Regions from separate parts of the Homo sapiens genome. Here regions 2, 3, 4 and 5 are each linked to region 1. The links are chromatin contacts, found by Hi-C or POLR2A ChIA-PET in ENCODE. All regions are on one chromosome and are shown on one strand. The core of a region is the stretch at or near the end of the contact, and the rest is flanking DNA. Distances in the headings are between cores, read along the strand shown.

Region 1 (3,166 bases), core at 186-2,685:
TGTCTAAAAAAAAAAAAAGAAAAAAAATCCTGATTAAGCAGAAGCCTTGATGCTAGTCCCAGAAGCATCCTGAAATTTCCAAAAGAAATTTCCCCCGCGGTTAAACTCAGAGCAACTTTTGGACCCACCAAGCTCTGTGAAAATCATTTTCTCTTCCAAAAACTGATGGGACCAAAGCTGATCCCAGTTTCAAATAATTATCAAAAAATTGGAAACGAAATATGATCAGAAAAGAAGAAAGTTGAAAAAGAAAATCCTCATCACCCAAAGACAACAACCATTAATATTTTGGTAATTATTATTCCAAATATCTTTCTATGCATACAGACAGACTCACACACACACACACACACACACACACACACTTTTTTTTTTTTTTTTGAAACTGAGTTTCACTCTGTCGCCCAGGCTGGAGTGCAGTGGCGCGATCTCGGCTCACTGCAACCTCCGCCTCCTGGGTTCAAGCGATTCTCCTGCCTCAGCCTCCCTGATAGCTGGGATTACAGGTGAATGCCACCACGCCCGGCTGATTTTCTGTATTTTTAGTAGAGACGGGGTTTCACCATGTTGGCCAGGCTTGTCTCCAACTCCTGACCTCAGGCGATCCACCCGCCTCACCCTCCCAAAGTGCTGGGATTACAGGCGTGAGCCACCGCGCCCGGCTACACACACACTTTTTTAATGGGCCTATGTTTTAGCACTCGCTTTTCTGTTTCTCAGTGTGTTGCAAACACCTCGGTGTCGATACACACCATTCGGCAACGTCCTCCTAAAGGGCCGCATAATATTGCGCGTCGTGGCGTGTGCCTTACTGGGAAGCTACTGCTGTCCAGGTGAACACCACAGCCTTCGGGGTCAGAAAGACAGCTTTCCCCAGAACAAGCACCTGAAGCTCTGGGGCCTGCCGCTCCCCGGGAGAGAAGTACGTGGAGAAGGGCAGCACGGATCCGCCGGGATCCCCGGGGGCATTAAAGGGAATCGCGTGTGTAAGGCGCGGAGCTCAGCATCCGGCTCAGAAACGCGCTCGGATCCCGCCAATGGCATTGAGGCCGCGTAGCCAAACCGGCCTTGAACTCTCCCTAATCCTGCCAAAATGGCCCGTCCTGGAGCACTGGACTGGCCGTGGGTTATTGATCATCAGCCGGTTTCTTCCCCTCCCCTGCCCTTCCCCCGTGCACGGATTTACTGATTTTTTTTTCCGGGAATTGAGTAAAACAAAACTAAGTGCAGATGAAGCAGAGGTACGGGCGAGTTTCGAGCGCGGGGACCGGCGCGCTCCCCCCCCCCCCTCCCCCCGCGGCGGGGCTGTCCCCAGGGACCTTCTCAGTGAATCCTAGGCGGCAGGGACGGGCCCGCGGCTCTGCGGGCCATTGGCTGCCGACTGCGTCACCTGCCCGCGGTGGGCTAGGAGACGGGAGGCGGGAGGCGGGAGGCGGGGACCTGGGCCCGGGCGGGGACGCCGCGGCAGGAAGGCCATGGCGGGGCCCGAGCGCTGGGGCCCCCTGCTCCTGTGCCTGCTGCAGGCCGCTCCAGGTAAGGGCGCGGGGCCGCGGGAGGGAGGGGGAAGAGGGCTCCCCGGGCCGGGCCGCGCCTACCCTCGGACCCGGAGCTCCTGGGACAGGCACGGGGTCCGCAGCCACCCGAGCCGGGTGCGAATCGGCCCTGCCTACGCGCCCCCAGTTTGCTTCTTCCCAGGACTGAACAGAACCGGGTCTTTGATATTCCTCTCCCGCAGGAAACGAATCCAGTTTCCTAATGCTTCCAGCTTCAGGAGAACTGGAGAAAAAAGACAGCGGCAGTTTGATACTGCATATTTTTTAATAAAGTGCTTTTTAATGTTTCCTAAAGAAAGCACTGATCCCTGCGTGAAAACCACACTTGACCCTAAAGTGTGGACAGCAGGGAAAGTGGGACCGATTGATGTCCCTTCCCGTTCCTGCCAGGCCTCTGGTGGGACGGAGCTCTGGTCGCCTGTGCCCTGCTTTCTAACAAGACGGCTTTCTTTTGGTGGTGGTTGTTGTTTTGTTGTTGTTTTGTTGTTGTTGTTGTTGTTGTTGTTTTCCCACCTCTACTGATGAGTAAGGTGTCAGGTACAAAATTCCTCGCCGTAGGACCCAACCACCAAACCTCACCGCCCACGACTCCAACCGAAGCAGGGAAGAGAAGGTCCAGAAATCGCCCCCAGGATATTTTCCTAGTCTTGGACTCACAGTTTAAAGAGCTGTAAAGGTCCCTGGGCATAATCCAATCATCATAAAAGCCTATATTTATTCAGCAACTTCTTTGTGCCAGGCACCGCATTATTCTGGAAGCCTCACGACCCAGCCATCCTCGGAGGTAGATATTATTTTTACTTTTCCGATGGGAAAACTGAGGCTCAGAGCAATTCAGGGAATTCCTCAAGAAGGATGGCAGAGGTGAGGCACACAGAAGAGAGAAGAGGGGCTAAAGCAAGCCTGGCTAGCTTTTGCCTCCAGGGTAGGCACGTGGGACAGGCTGTCCATCCACTGGGTCACTAGGCCAGCCAGGGATGCTCCAGCCCCCAGTGCCCACAGCAGCGTTCTCTGTGGCTGATGAGGGACCGTGTACCTGTGTGTGGAGGGAGGGTGGGGTCTTCTGTTCCCCTTTCACTGTCAAACCCAGACCTTCTTGTACTTTCACCTGATAAGTATTTAATATACACAACACTAACTATGGTGTGATGATTTAGGAGTAAGTACAGCCAGATCTAAGTTCAAATACTGGCTCCCACACAAACTGACTGTGTAGCCTCAGGCAAGTTAGTTAGCATCTGTCTCTGAGCCTAGCGCCCTTTCCATGGAAGCAGAATGAATGACACCTACCCCATAGGGTGGTCTGTCCCAAGGGTGATTGAGGTTTTACATGTAAAGAGCCAAACTAGTGCCTGGCATCCTTTGAAGGCTTCATAGAGGAAAGTTGCTCTAACTGCTGTTTTTCTCATGTGACCTAGCTCGAATCTGGGGACTGTCCTGCCCATAGGATACCTTACAAGTGGCTTGCAGACAGCCTGGTCTCCTGCTGGTCACCCGTTAGGAAGTCCAGAAGCTGGGAGTAGTAATAGCACTAGCCTCGTGGTGATACAGTCCCAGCTAGAGGACACAGGATGAGGTGGAAGCAGGCACCCACTTTTGGGTCTAGAAGGTGA
Region 2 (3,166 bases), core at 240-2,739, 460 kb after region 1:
GAAGGGTGCATGAAGGAGAGCCAAGAGAAAAAGGCCATCTTCATAGGGGATACCCTCCCTCCTGAATCTTGGTCAAGACACCCTGAAACTGATAAACACATCCACAAATACTCCCCAGTGGGTACTGATTAAAGGGCCTGTGGGACTAGAGTGTTCTTCTACCTTGAAGACAAAAACAAAAAAACAAAAAAAAAACAAATCATCTGAGCACAGATGTAAAACCAGCCACATGGAACCACTATGTTCAAACTAGCATGACCTTCTGCAGCCCTCAAGGAACTACTCTCTAGAGAAGTCACTGTAGGCCGGGCGCGGTGACTCACGCCTGTCATCCCAGCACTTTGGGAGGCTGAGGTGGGTGGATCACCTGAGGTCAGAAGTTCGAGGCCAGCCTGGCCAACATGGTGAAACCCCGTCTCTACTAAAAATACAAAAATTAGCTGGGCGTGGTAACAGGCACCTCTAATTCCAGCTACTCGGGAAGCTGAGGCAGGATAATTACTTGAACCTGGGAGGCGGAGATTGCAGTGAGCTGAGATTGCCCCACTGCACTCTAGCCTAGGCAACAGAGCAAGACTCCATCTCAAAAAAAAAAAAAAGAAAGAAAGAAAGAAAGAAAAGAAAAAAGAATCATTGTTCCCTTAAGGCCAGCAGATTCCCCTTTCACTTCCTGGTTTGAATGGGGCAGGACACAGGCAAACCTCTAGAAAGTGTGTTTCCTCACCAAAGTGGGGAGTTGTGATTGTTGAATACGCTGATAACTAAATCAATAATACTTGTGCCAAGAACTAGAGAATAAAGAAGAAATACGCTCTTGAAATAGGAATAAAGATTCATTCAAATATTTATTGAACCCCCCCTCTGTGGCGGTACTGGGCTTGATGCTTGGCCTCCTGAGATGTGCAGACAGCCCCAAACCTAAACAAGAGTCCAGGCTAGTGGATGTGATGTTATTCAAAAGAAATATTTCACTAGGGAAGCCCTAAATCTCTCCATACCTAAAGGATGATCTGAAGACTTAAAACAAAAATTCTACTGAGGGAGAAGAAAGTTCTATAGATGTATTTTTTTTAAATGTTCAATCTCAGCAGTAATCAGGGAAATGCAAATTGCATTTTAATTTGAATTGAAACACCATTTCAAGCCCACTAAACTGATTTAGTACCTGATAGGATGACTGAGCCAGCACGCCTGAGGTGGCAGAACAGTAAACATGACCAGGTACTGAGGAGCTACAGGTACAGCAGGCGCTTAGTAAATATTTTGCTAAGTCAAGCACAGAAAGCCTAGAACATAGATAGCAAACTGGCAGCTTGTGGGCTAAATACAGCCTACCGACATGTTTTGTTTGCTCTCCCAATGTTTACAAAAATGAAATAATTGCCAAGAGTTTAAAATGAGGAGATTTCACAACTTCTCTTGAGAAACAGTAAGATCCAGCAGCTCCTGGCCCAGTCTCCATGGGGCAACACGTGGCTGCAGCTGAGAGCAACAGAGAGAGCCCTACGTCTTTCACCACATCCCCACTACAGCCCCGGCCTCCCACGCTGGGGCTGCTGCACCATCTTCCGTTCTGTCTAGCCCTAGAAGCACAGAAGTACGCTCCTCCTTGGCTAGAGATTTAATGGGATCCACTCTCAGGAAGAAAATTCAGAGACTGGTATTACCAACTCTGCAATGGAGCCAGGAACTACGGCCAGGGACAGTTTCTTCAGTGAGATACTGACATCCTATTATCCCAAATCCTTAAAACCCTACAGGGTTGATGCTATCATCAACATTGTTCATTCACAATTGGAAACTGAGGCATAAAGAAGTTAAGAAATTTGCCCAATGGGTGGCAAAACAGGAATGGAAACTCAAGAATTTCTGACTTAGCTAATATTAATTAAGCATATTAATATGCTAAGCACTTAAATGTATCACGTGAGCTAAATAATTTGATTCTCACTTCAACCCTGTGGGATAGAAACAATTACTAAGCCCATTTTACTTGTGAGGAAACTATGGCACAGAAGGTTCATGACTAGTCAAAGGCCACACAGCTAATTGGAGGCAGAACTGAGATTTGAATCCAGCAGTCTTACAACACAGCTTGAATCTCGCAAGGCAGGTGGCTGCCTGCCTCTAGTAGCTTCTGCAGAGTGAGTCCCCACTTCACCAACCCCACCAATTCCCTCTTCATGTTCACCACTGTTACCAGTTCAGTGCCTTTTTTTCAAGACAGAAGCACTGTCTATGGTGGCTTTTAATACCCCAATGGGATGCCACATACCATCCTGCAACATGCTTACCCTTCTCTTTTTTTTTTTTTTTTTTCAGACGGAGTTTCACTCTTGTTGCCCAGGCTGGAGTGCAACGGTGCAATCTCCGATCACCGCAACCTCTGCCTCCTGGGTTCAAGCAATTCTCCTGCTTCAGCATCCCGAGTAGCTGGGATTACAGGCATGCGCCACCACGCCCAGCTAATTTTTTTATTTTTAGTAGAGACGGGGTTTCTCCATATTGGTCAGGCTGGTCTTGAACTCCCGACCTCAGGTGATCCACCCACCTCGGCCTCCCAAAGTGCTGGGATTACAGGTGTGAGCCAGCGCGCCCGGCCCGCTTATCCTTCTCTTAATAATACACTGTGGAGCACCTTCCATATCAGCATGCTATTCCATTTTGTAGACTTACTGTAATTTATTTAACTTATAAATATTTAAGGCAGGGTAAGGTGGATCATTCCTATTATCCCAACACTTTGGGAGGCCAAGACGGGAGGAGCACTTGAGCCCAGGAATTTAAGACCAACCCAGGTAACAAAGCGAGCGAGACCCAGTCTCTACAAAAAAAAAAATTTTAGGCCAGGTGCGGTGGCTCACGCCTCTAATCCCAGCACTTTGGGAGGTGAAGGCAGGCGGATCACCTGAGATCAGGAGTTCAAGACCAGCCAGGCCAACATGGGGAAACCCCATCTCTACTAAAAATACAAAAATTAGCCAGGCGTGATGGCAGGTGCCTGTAATCCCAGCTACTTGGGAGGCTGAGGCGGGAGAATTGCTTGAACCTGGGAGATGGAGGCTGCAGTGAGCCGAGATCGTGCCATTCCAGCCTAGGCGACAGAGCAAGATTCCATCTCAAAATAAATAAGTAAATAAATAAATAAATAAATAAGGCAGGTGTG
Region 3 (3,166 bases), core at 464-2,963, 400 kb after region 1:
CTGCTCATCACTGCCACCTCCATTTTCCCACACCCCCTCCAGCCGGTCCTCCAGCTGCTCCCACAGTGTCTGGCCGTGGGTGAAAGGGGACCCTTACCGCGGCCGTTTCCCGCTCAGCTCCAGACACGGTGGCAGCATCGGTGAGCAGGGGCACAGACATGGTGTTACCACACATACACCACACGGCTCCACGGCGGGGGCCTGCATACATCGGGGCGGCGGTCAAGAGCAAAACCAGGCACAGGACACACTCCTGGCCCAAGAGGCCACCAGGCCATCAGCCCCACACAGCACCCAGGTTCTGTCCTGGGCACAAAGAATAGTCAAGCAAGAAGTCCCAGGGCACAGGAGAAGAAGTCTGCCTCAGTTCCAGGGCTGAAAGGCAGAGACAGCCTCCCTAGTGGCCCAGAACATGTGTCTCTGGTTCTGGCCCAACCACAGGACCTGAGCTTGCTGGAGACAGGCAGAGGCAGGGCATAGGGACTGTAGGGCAGGGGGCAGAGGGGAGGCAGCGGCACGCCTGCTTCATTCCCCCTCTAACTCCTCAGGGGTGAGTGCCTTCCCCCTCCTCTCCAATCATCCCTGGGTCCCTGCCTCCCCAACTCCGGGCCCTATGGGAAATGGAGAGAAAAGTGCCAGGGAAAGGAGCTTCCATCCCCTACTCAGTGCCGCCTCCAACCCCCATCTCAACCTCCCCCCACCCAGCCCCCATCCAGCCTTCACAGCAGTTTCTGGCCCATCCATTCCCAGACCCCCAGGGGGCTGCCCATGTCCCCAGAAAGCGTAAGAACTCCACCCACCCCCAAACTGGTGCTCCACGCCCCCCCTAAACGGAGCTACCTGCTGCTGCTGCCACTGACTGCAAACGAGCCCTGGCTTGACCACGCTCTGGGACTCCCAAACACACAAAAGAATGTCAGGCTGGCTGGCCCCTCCCCATCCTCGGCGTCCTCCAAACTCGCCGGAAGCTTCCACTACCTGCCTCAAGTGCCTGCCCACCCCTCCCAACTGGCCTCACCTTCCATCTCTGACCCCTGAGGGCAGCTCCCCACAATGGGATCGTTCACCTGTGACCCGGGGTTCCTCTTCCCATGGGGAATGCACCTCCTGCCCTGAGCTGCGATTCCCTTCCTTCTCCACCGTGGGGACTTGCACCTCCCGCCCAGGCTCCCTCCTCGGAGGGGTGCCTTCCCCCTGACCTGTCTCTCTCTATACACCTTGAGAACTTCCACCCTGACCCAGGATCTCCCGCTCCCCACAATGGGAACTTCTGTTCTGACCAAAGGTCACCCTACCCAGTGAAATTTTCTACCCTGACCCAGGACTCCCACCTGCCCACAATAAAGCTTTGTACCTTTGACTCTGGGGAAGCCCCCGCCCCACAATGGGCTCTTCTATTTCCGACCCTGAAGTCTGTCTCTTTATACTCAGACACCCCCTTGCCTAGCCCCGCTCCACTCCCGAAGTCCCCAAGACTGGACAGCGCCTTCGCACCTCACTCCCCACCCCCATCCCCCCCATCACGGTTCCCCCTCCCCGCTCTCCGGGACCCTCCCGAGGCCGACCTCCCCCTACACGCCCATCCTCCGCAGCCGCCGGCTGGGTACCTCCACTCCCTGGGACTTCCGAGGCCGCTTGGGCGATTCTCCTCTTTCTCCCGCAGACACACTCTTCCCCCTCGGCCGCCCCCGCCGGAACTTCCGTTCGAGTCCCGGGAACCCAGCCATCGCGCTGCCGGAAGTAGCCTGGCCGACAGTACGGAACCCGGAAGCGGGGACCCGGCTTCGCTGGATAGAAGCTGCCATGTTGGAGGCGGCGGGGCTACTCCCTGTCATTCAGCCGCGCAGTCGCTGGGTTCTCACCCGCTCCCACCTTGTAGATTCGAGACAGGGCACCCAAGACTCCCACTTGCTACCACCACCCATGCGCCTCCTGGAGGAGGGCCGACCGGAAGGAGAGGCATCCCTCACACTATTGTTTGCATAAACTTTACCACCTTCCCATCCTCATGGGACACACCTCTTAAGGCCTCGGGTGTCTGCCACTGGCTTTCATGCCCTATTCCAGGATCATGAATGGAATGACACACTCTGAACCGAAGAGACCTTACAGATCATCTAGTTCTCCAGCCTTGAAGATGGGGAAACTGAGGCTCAAGGAAGGCATGTAAACAGCAACCTCGGGATTCCATTTAAATTCTGCCTCTCTGGATCTGCTTCCTGATATATAAAATGGTAATAACCACCCTGCCTCCTTCACAGCTTTGTTGGTAGGCTTAAATGAGGTTGTGTGAACATGGTTTATACAGTAAAATCACAGCGTGAGGTGTTAATCACGCAAAAAAGGACCTAGGAAAAATACAAAGGCCGTATCAGGAGAGCTGGACAGGCACTGGCAGTGTTAGCGCTGCCCTTCACAAGCAATGTCATGCAGACAGTGCACAAAACGCTGCCATCAAGCTGAAGTGGAAATAGGTATCAGGGACCACAGAAAAGTCAGAAGGCAGGCAAACTGAGTTGAAGGAGCATGTCCCTGAGAATGTGTGGGGATCTGCAAATAGGAAATGAGTCACACTTGACCCTCAGCCGCTTAGGACTCACTCTCCCAGCCTAACCTATACTAGTGTTTTCTTTGAACAGAAAGAAAACAGTACAGCCAGGCGCGGTGGCTCACTCCTGTAATCCCAGCACTTTGGGAGGCTGAGGCGGGCGGATCACGAGGTCAGGAGATCGAGACCATCCTGGCTAACACGGTGAAACCCTGTCTCTACTAAAAATACAAAAAATTAGCCTGGCGCTGTGGCGGGCGCCTGTAGTCCTAGCTACTCGGGGGGAGGCTGAGGCAGGAGAATGGCGTGAACCCGGGAGGCGGAGCTTGCAGTGAGCCAAGATAGTGCCACTACACTCCAGCCTGGGCAACAAAGCGAGACTCTGTCTCAAAAAAAAAAAAAAAAAAAAAAGAAAGAAAAGAAAAAGAAAACAGTACAAAGTTGGAAGCTCAACAAAGCACTTTCCCCCAGGCCCAGAGGCACTTTGGTCCTAAGTACTCAACAGGTCAGGGAGCCTACAATACCAGGATTCGGGGCAGGAAACCTTTGAGCCTATGGGACCACCACAAGCCAAGGACCCAGGACTGAATGTCAAAAGAAAATGGAGGGTAATGTCCC
Region 4 (3,166 bases), core at 416-2,915, 360 kb after region 1:
TTTGGGGCCTGGCACAGTGGCTCACGCCTGTAATCCCAGCACTTTGGGAGGCCGAGGAGGGTGGATTGCTTCAGCCCAGGCCAACATGGTGAAATCCTCCATCTCTACTAAAAATACAAACATTATCTGGGCACGGTGATGGGCACTTGTAATCCCAGCTACTCCGGAGGCTGAGGCAGGAGAATCGCTTGAACCCCGGGGTCAGAGGTTGCAGTGAGCCGAGATCACGCCACCGCACTCCAGCCTGGGCAACACAGTGAGACTTCGTCTTAATAAATAAATATAGATGGATAGATAGATAGATAGATAGATAGATAGATAGATAGATGATAGATAGATAAAATTCTAGTTCTTTGTTTTAAATAAAGTTTGTACCCACTAAATTGATACTGTGACCAATTAGTGGGGTACAACATACAGTTTGAAAACAGTGCTCTGGCCGGGGGCGGTGGCTCTCGCCTGTAATCCCAGCATTTTGGGAGGCCAAGGCGGGCGGATCACCTGAGGTCAGGAATTTGAGACCAGCCTGGCCAACACGGTGAAACCTCGTTTCTACTAAAAACACTAAAATTAGCCAGGCGTGGTGGTGCACACCTGTAATCCCAGCTACTCGGGAGACTGAGGCACGAGACTCTCTTGAACTCGGGAGGCGGAGGTTGCAGTGAGCCGAAATCGCGCCACTGCACTCCAACCTGGGTGACAGAGTGAGACTCCATCTCAAACAAACAAAACAAACCAACAAAACAAAAGAGAGAAAAACAGTGTTCTCAGCATTTTCTTTGCCTCAGGGCCATTGCGAATGCTACACCGTCTGGAAAGTTTTTCTTGTATCCTCTTCACCTGGATAGATTTTTTTTTTTTTCAGCCCTTCAGAAAGTACACCTAGATAAATCTTAATCATTTTTTTAAGGTATGAAATCTAAGGATGCCCCCTCTCTGGAGCTGCCTGCCTGTGTTTGAATCCTGAAGATCGTGATGCGTGAGTTAATCCGTGCTAAGAACTCGGAACAGTGAGTAGCAAATCGTTGCTTCTTATAGTGCAAGTTAGAAATGACACAACTGTTTGTGTAACTATTAATATGTGTCTCCTCACACCTCCCACACTCTAAACACAAGAAGCCACAGAATTTGGTTAATTTCTTTTCATGTTTTTGTTTGTTTGGTTTTGGGTTTTTTGTTTTGGACAGGCTCTCACTGTGTCGCCCAGGCTGGAGTGCAGTGGCACGATCTCCGCTCGCTGCAACCTCGCCTCCCGGGTTCAAACAATTCTCCTGCCTCAGCTTCCCAAGTAGCTGGGATTACAGGCGCCCACCACCACGCCCGGCTTTTTTTTTTTTTTTTTTTTTTTTTTTTTTTTTTTGGATTTTTTGGAGAGACGGGGGTTTCGCCATGTTAGCCAGGCTGGTCTCGAATTCCTGACCTCAGGTGATCTACCCGCCTCGGTCTCCCAAAGTGCTAGGATTACATGGTGTCCAGGCTGATTCTGTTCATCTTTATATTCCTAGCGTCTCACTTGGCCTGGCATGGAAGAGGCGCTCGGAATCAAAACGGAGAGAGGCTGGGGGTGGAGCCAGCTTCGGAAGTCACGGCGGAGGGGCGGGGGCGGGGCCGCGCCCACCAGACGAGCCATCGGTCACGCGGGGCCCAGCTGGACTGCCGCGGGGGATTCTGGGCCAAGATGGCAGCAATGAGGAAGGCGCTTCCGCGGCGACTGGTGGGCTTGGCGTCCCTCCGGGCTGTAAGTGCCCCGAGCCGCCGAGGCGGCGGCCCTGCAGGCACTCTGACTGTCAGGGTTGGGGGCTTGGCCCGTGGTGACTGCTCTCTTAGAGGCGAGGCCGGACAGCTCTCAGGCCAGAGTCGGGAGGGCGTTGGAGTCCTGGACCCTCCCTTTTCCCCTCAAATCCTTTGAAGGGGATGGGAAAACTGAGGTCCGGAGAGGTGGAGTGACTTGTCTGGGTCATGGAGACCTGGGACGCCATCCTAGGTGCCCTGATTCCCCGCCCAGGGCCCTTTCCGATGACCCTGGCCCCTTTCTCCCTCTAATTGAACTTCAGACCTCTCCAACTCTTCATTAGTGAAAATCAAGAACACGCTTCCATTTCCTTCGTCTCCATTTCCAACTGTTGTTGCTTTTAGAGATGCTTGGGGAACTATCCCAGCCTACCGAGCGGGACTTGCGTTGATTGGAGCCAAGCTGTGATTCCCTTGGAATTGCACTTTGATCCTGTTCGATCCTGATGTTTTCCCCTCTCCCATTCTCAGCGCAGAAAAAGTGTGGGAGACGTAGCTGTATGGAGCAGAAAAAATAAAAGCTGAAGCTAGGGTGTCCCAATAGTTCTGCCACTTTCTAGACTTAATGACATAGTTATTTACTTTCTCTAAACCTCAGCTCTTTCGTCTGTAAAACGGACAACATTCCCTTGGGGTTGTTTTGGAAATTAGAGAAAATGTAAGTAACACATCTGGCAGTGTTCTGGCTCCTAATAAGTGATCAGTCGGTGGTGGTATTTTTACCTTAGGGAGTTGAGAAGGAGTTATAACTGTATAGAGGGAAAAATACACTCCTGGCACTGGGTCCCTCTCAGAAAGCCACGTTAATATCTTTACTTGGCCATTCACCTGCACCACCTGCTCATGTGTAAAATGAAGATGGCAATTCCAACTTGGAAAGTTAAACGCAATAGTAGATATTAATAAGCTTTTAAGAAATATTTGGTGTAATGAGATGGCCCTCCATGGGGTTCCAAGCATAGGAACCAGTATTAGTATTAGGCCTAGATATGGGTTCAAGTCCAAGCTCTGTCACTTTCTAATTGTGATTTTTGGGTAACCTTTCTGAGGCTTAGTTTCTTCACCTACGGAGTTGGGATAATAATAGTCCCTGGCCTGTAGTTTAACACTGGGTTTAGTCAGTATTCGCTGTTGGTGTTGATGCAGGTACACCATACCTCAGGACACTGTGGCACAGTACTTGTGTGGTTAGGGGGACCCTCTCTGAGCAGAGCTTTACAGAGGAGGAACGGGATGTTTAACCAGGAGAAGACTGTGGACCGAACGAACGGTGGTAAAGAGGCAACAGTGGCCCAGAGGTTAGGAGCTTGTGCTCTAGAGCCACACTGCCAGGTTTAGATATTGCCTCAGTGAGTAACTCCCCATGTCACCTCGG
Region 5 (3,166 bases), core at 242-2,741, 290 kb before region 1:
GGCATGAGAATTGCTTGAACTAGGGGAGGCGGAGGTTGCAGTGAGCCGAGATCGCCCCACTGCACTCCAGCCTGGAAGACAGAGAGCGAGACCTTTTTTTTTTTTTTTTTTTTTGAAGACCGAGTCTTGCTTTGTTGCCCAGGCTGGAGTAGTGCAGTGGCGCGATCTCGGCTCATAGCCACCTCCGCCTCCGGGGTTCAAGCGATTCTCCAGCCTCAGGCTACCAAGTAGCTGGGATTACAGGCGTGCGCCATCACGCCTGGCTAATTTTTTTGTATTTTTAGTAGAGACAAGGTTTCACCATATTGGCCAGGGTGGTCTCGAACTCTTGACCTCAGGTGATCTGCCTGCCTCAGCCTCCCAAAGTGTTGGGATTACAGGCGTGAGCCACTGTGCCAGGCCGACCCTGTCTTAAAACAAGGTTAAGTGTGTTATGTTTATGATTCTGTGGGGGGCCAGGATGGGGGTGGGGAAGGGCTGGCCTAATGGGAGGCCATGCTTTCTCTTCCAACCCAAACTTTCTGTAAACACAGAAAGAAGGCTGTGGACAAGGAGCCCTATCATGTCCTCCTTACTAATGCTACCTCCTGTGTCAGCCAACAGCTTACACTGACAATGATGACATAGAGAGACAGGAAAAGGTGGGGCAACCCACAGTGTCTTTTCCTTTCAGTCTTTTTTTTTTTTTTAAAGAATCGGGGTCTTGCTGTCACCCAGGCTGGAGTGCAGTGGTATGATCATAGTTCACTGCAGGCTTGAACTCCTGGGCTCGAGCCATCCTCTCACCTCAGCTTCCTGAGCAGATAGGACCACAGGCATGTGCCACCACTCCTGGCTAATAATGTTTAGTTTCTGTAGAGTCAAATTCCTGGGCTCAAGCGATCCTCCTGCCTCTGCCTCCTGAGTAGCTGGGACTTCTGGCGTTTCCTTTTAGTCCTTCTTGACTCATCAACAAGCTGAAGGCAGAGAGAGGTGGTAGAATGTGTGCAATCAATAAATGAAATAAACACAGTTGAGTGTGTTTCATGCAGGGTTCTCACTGTTCTGGTAAGAACAAAATACGTATGTATGAGCTATGAAACACAAATTCTATACTACAGTGATTACAGATACGAGTTAAGTGCTCTTATATTTGCATTTAAAATGGGTATTGCAGAAAACAAAGATGAATGGGTAAAAAATTCATGCTAATCATTTAAAATTTTAATTTGCCTTTACTGAAAATGACATTAAGTAACACATTTAAAAAGTCAAGAGAGAGACTGTTGTTAAAGAGAGAAAAAAGCTTTTAGAAGTCCCTTGGTGGCACTTTTTCTTGGTTTTTGAACTAAGGGCCCCTCCATTTTCATTTTGCACTGGGTCCTGGGGAAAGGAAAGCCTCCAGGCACAAGATACACTGCCTGCTCTGTCACTGCTAGGGCCACCCCCACAGCTTCCATTTCCCTTTCTTGGTTCTCTCGCTTCCTGCTTCGTCCTGACACTGTGAAGTGTCATTGCTCCCTCAGTTATAACATTCACCACACTTTATGTGGTTTGCTTTAATTTCTGACTGCTCTGCATGGGGGAGGGGCACTCTCTCTCCTTCTCCACTGTATATCCAGTGCTTAGCTCCTAGTAAGTGCTCAGTGACACTTACTTTTCATTTTTTACTATGAAAACTTCACATAGGCTGGGCGCAGTGGCTCATACCTGTAATCCCAGCACTTTGGGAGGCCGAGGTGGGCGGATCACCTGAGGTCAGGAGTTCGAGACCAGCTGGCCAAGATGGTGAAACCCCATCTCTACTAAAAATACAAAAATCAGCCAGGCGTGGTGGCGTATGCCTGTAGGCCCAGCTACTTGGGAGGCTGAGGCAGGAGAATCGTTTGAACCCGGGAGGCAGAGGTTGTGGTGAGCCGAGATCGCACCATTGTACTCCAGCCTGGGTGACAAGAGCGGAGCTCAGTCTCAAAAACCACTTCATGTAGACATAAAATAGAGAAAGTAATTTAATGAACCACTGCCCTGTCTGCATTATCCTGCCATTCTTATATTAACTCAATTATTTTATTTTTTAAATTTTTTGAGACAGGGTCTTGCTCTGTCGCTCAGGCTAGAGTGCAGTGGTGCAATCATGGCTTACTGCAGCCTCCATATCAATGGGCTCAGGTGATCCTCCCACCTCGGCTCCCCAAGTAGCTGGGACTCCAAGTGTGCACCACCATGCCCATCTAATTTTTTGTATTTTTGTAGAGACAGGGTCTCACCGTTTGTAGAGACAGGGCCTCTCATGCACCATGCATTGTGTGCATTGTTTTACCAGGTTGCCCAGGCTGGTCTCAAACTCCCGGTCTCAAGCAATCCTCCCGCCTCGGCCTCTTAAAGTGCTGGGATTGTAGGTGTGAACCACTGTGCCCGGCCTCAGTCATTTTAGTCTCTCTCTTTCAAGCTGTTGAATTTCCTCAAATGTCTTGCGATTCTTGGTGGACAATCCCATTTATAAATAAAGAACTACAGTACTTACTAGAGATTTCCTTTGCAGTTGTGTGCATTTGTTTACCCGAAGGCGTACCATCATCCCCTGAATGTGAGGGGGGATTTTCATCTTGGAGGAAGTGAGCAGGCCTGGTCATCGGCTTCCTCCTCAGGTGCATGAGCATGGAGCTGCTGGCTGCCTTGGGACAAGACATCTGCTGAAGGACATGGGACTCGGCTCCAGCTCTCCATAGGTCTGTCTCCCGACAGAACAGAGCTGGAGGTCCATTCGTTTCCTTGCCTGCTGCTCCAATATCCCTACCATGGGCCGTCCACAGCCAAATCTACCACTCTTTTTTTTTTTTTTCAGACGGAGTCTCAGTCTGTCACCCGGGCTGGAGTGCAATGGCGTGATCTTGGCTCACTGCAACCTCCGCCTCCCAGGTTCAAGCCATTCTCCTGCCTCAGCCTCCCGAGTAGCTGGGATTACAGGTATGTGCTCCCATGCCTGGCTAATTTTTGTATTTTTAGTAGAGATGGGGTTTCACCATGTTGGCGAGGCTGATCTCAAACTCCCGACCTCAGGTGAACCACCCGCCTTGGCCTCCCAAAGTGCTGGGATTACAGGTGTGAGTCACCGCGTCTGGCCATCTTCCGCTGTTTAGAGTAATTCTTAGGGTTCCCTCTGGGGCTGATGTTGTTCTGTGTCCAC

Evidence for each region. Hi-C counts contacts between places; a loop is a spot of excess contacts on that map. ChIA-PET counts read pairs that join two places held with the same protein, here RNA polymerase II (POLR2A). Pooled maps may share reads with other maps.
Region 2: a pooled map shows a loop between it and region 1 (8-fold over the local background). The contact joins the enhancer-like site here to the promoter of IFNLR1 in region 1. A Hi-C loop is called at or near these places in 3 of 37 single-sample maps with no recorded cell type and 5 of 50 pooled maps.
Region 3: a loop to region 1 is called in a pooled map, with 4 times the contacts of the local background. The contact joins the promoter of LYPLA2 here to the promoter of IFNLR1 in region 1. A Hi-C loop is called at or near these places in 2 of 37 single-sample maps with no recorded cell type and 4 of 50 pooled maps. POLR2A ChIA-PET finds 5 or more read pairs at or near these places in 2 of 52 experiments (T-cell and WTC11).
Region 4: a map with no recorded cell type shows a loop between it and region 1 (6-fold over the local background). The contact joins the promoter of HMGCL here to the promoter of IFNLR1 in region 1. A Hi-C loop is called at or near these places in 2 of 37 single-sample maps with no recorded cell type and 3 of 50 pooled maps. POLR2A ChIA-PET finds 5 or more read pairs at or near these places in 3 of 52 experiments (AG04450, GM12878 and activated B cell).
Region 5: a pooled map shows a loop between it and region 1 (2.1-fold over the local background). The contact joins the enhancer-like site here to the promoter of IFNLR1 in region 1. A Hi-C loop is called at or near these places in 2 of 37 single-sample maps with no recorded cell type and 11 of 50 pooled maps. POLR2A ChIA-PET finds 5 or more read pairs at or near these places in 4 of 52 experiments (H1, OCI-LY7, activated T-cell and 1 more).

Annotation. Positions count from the first base shown.
Region 1 is chr1:24,185,558-24,188,723 of GRCh38, reverse strand. IFNLR1 (interferon lambda receptor 1) reads left to right here and starts at 1,435. Exons shown (of 7, transcript NM_170743.4): 1 at 1,435-1,533. The coding sequence starts at 1,476. RefSeq lists a silencer at 1,173-1,662.
Region 2 is chr1:23,725,799-23,728,964 of GRCh38, reverse strand. No RefSeq gene overlaps it. Among named protein-coding and RNA genes, the nearest start is that of ELOA, 16 kb to the left of the region's middle. RefSeq lists an enhancer at 465-614. Within about 2 kb of position 1,489, at least 20 of the 41 ENCODE cell types and tissues checked have a DNase peak (open chromatin) inside an H3K27ac peak, as active enhancers do.
Region 3 is chr1:23,789,692-23,792,857 of GRCh38, reverse strand. It overlaps LYPLA2 (lysophospholipase 2), which reads right to left and starts at 1,713. Exons shown (of 10, transcript NM_007260.3): 1 at 1,608-1,713; 2 at 98-201. The coding sequence starts at 175. It overlaps LOC105376860 (a long non-coding RNA gene), which reads left to right. Exons shown (of 2, transcript XR_947067.3): 2 at 2,068-2,244. RefSeq lists a silencer at 1,476-1,535.
Region 4 is chr1:23,823,928-23,827,093 of GRCh38, reverse strand. It overlaps HMGCL (3-hydroxy-3-methylglutaryl-CoA lyase), which reads left to right and starts at 1,665. Exons shown (of 9, transcript NM_000191.3): 1 at 1,665-1,738. The coding sequence starts at 1,679. LOC105376861 (a long non-coding RNA gene) reads left to right here. Exons shown (of 3, transcript XR_947068.2): 2 at 911-1,010; 3 at 1,506-1,554. RefSeq lists an enhancer at 796-1,664.
Region 5 is chr1:24,479,601-24,482,766 of GRCh38, reverse strand. No RefSeq gene overlaps it. Among named protein-coding and RNA genes, the nearest start is that of RCAN3AS, 21 kb to the left of the region's middle. RefSeq lists an enhancer at 1,477-1,586. Within about 2 kb of position 1,491, at least 9 of the 41 ENCODE cell types and tissues checked have a DNase peak (open chromatin) inside an H3K27ac peak, as active enhancers do; they include OCI-LY7, where a contact is called at or near this core.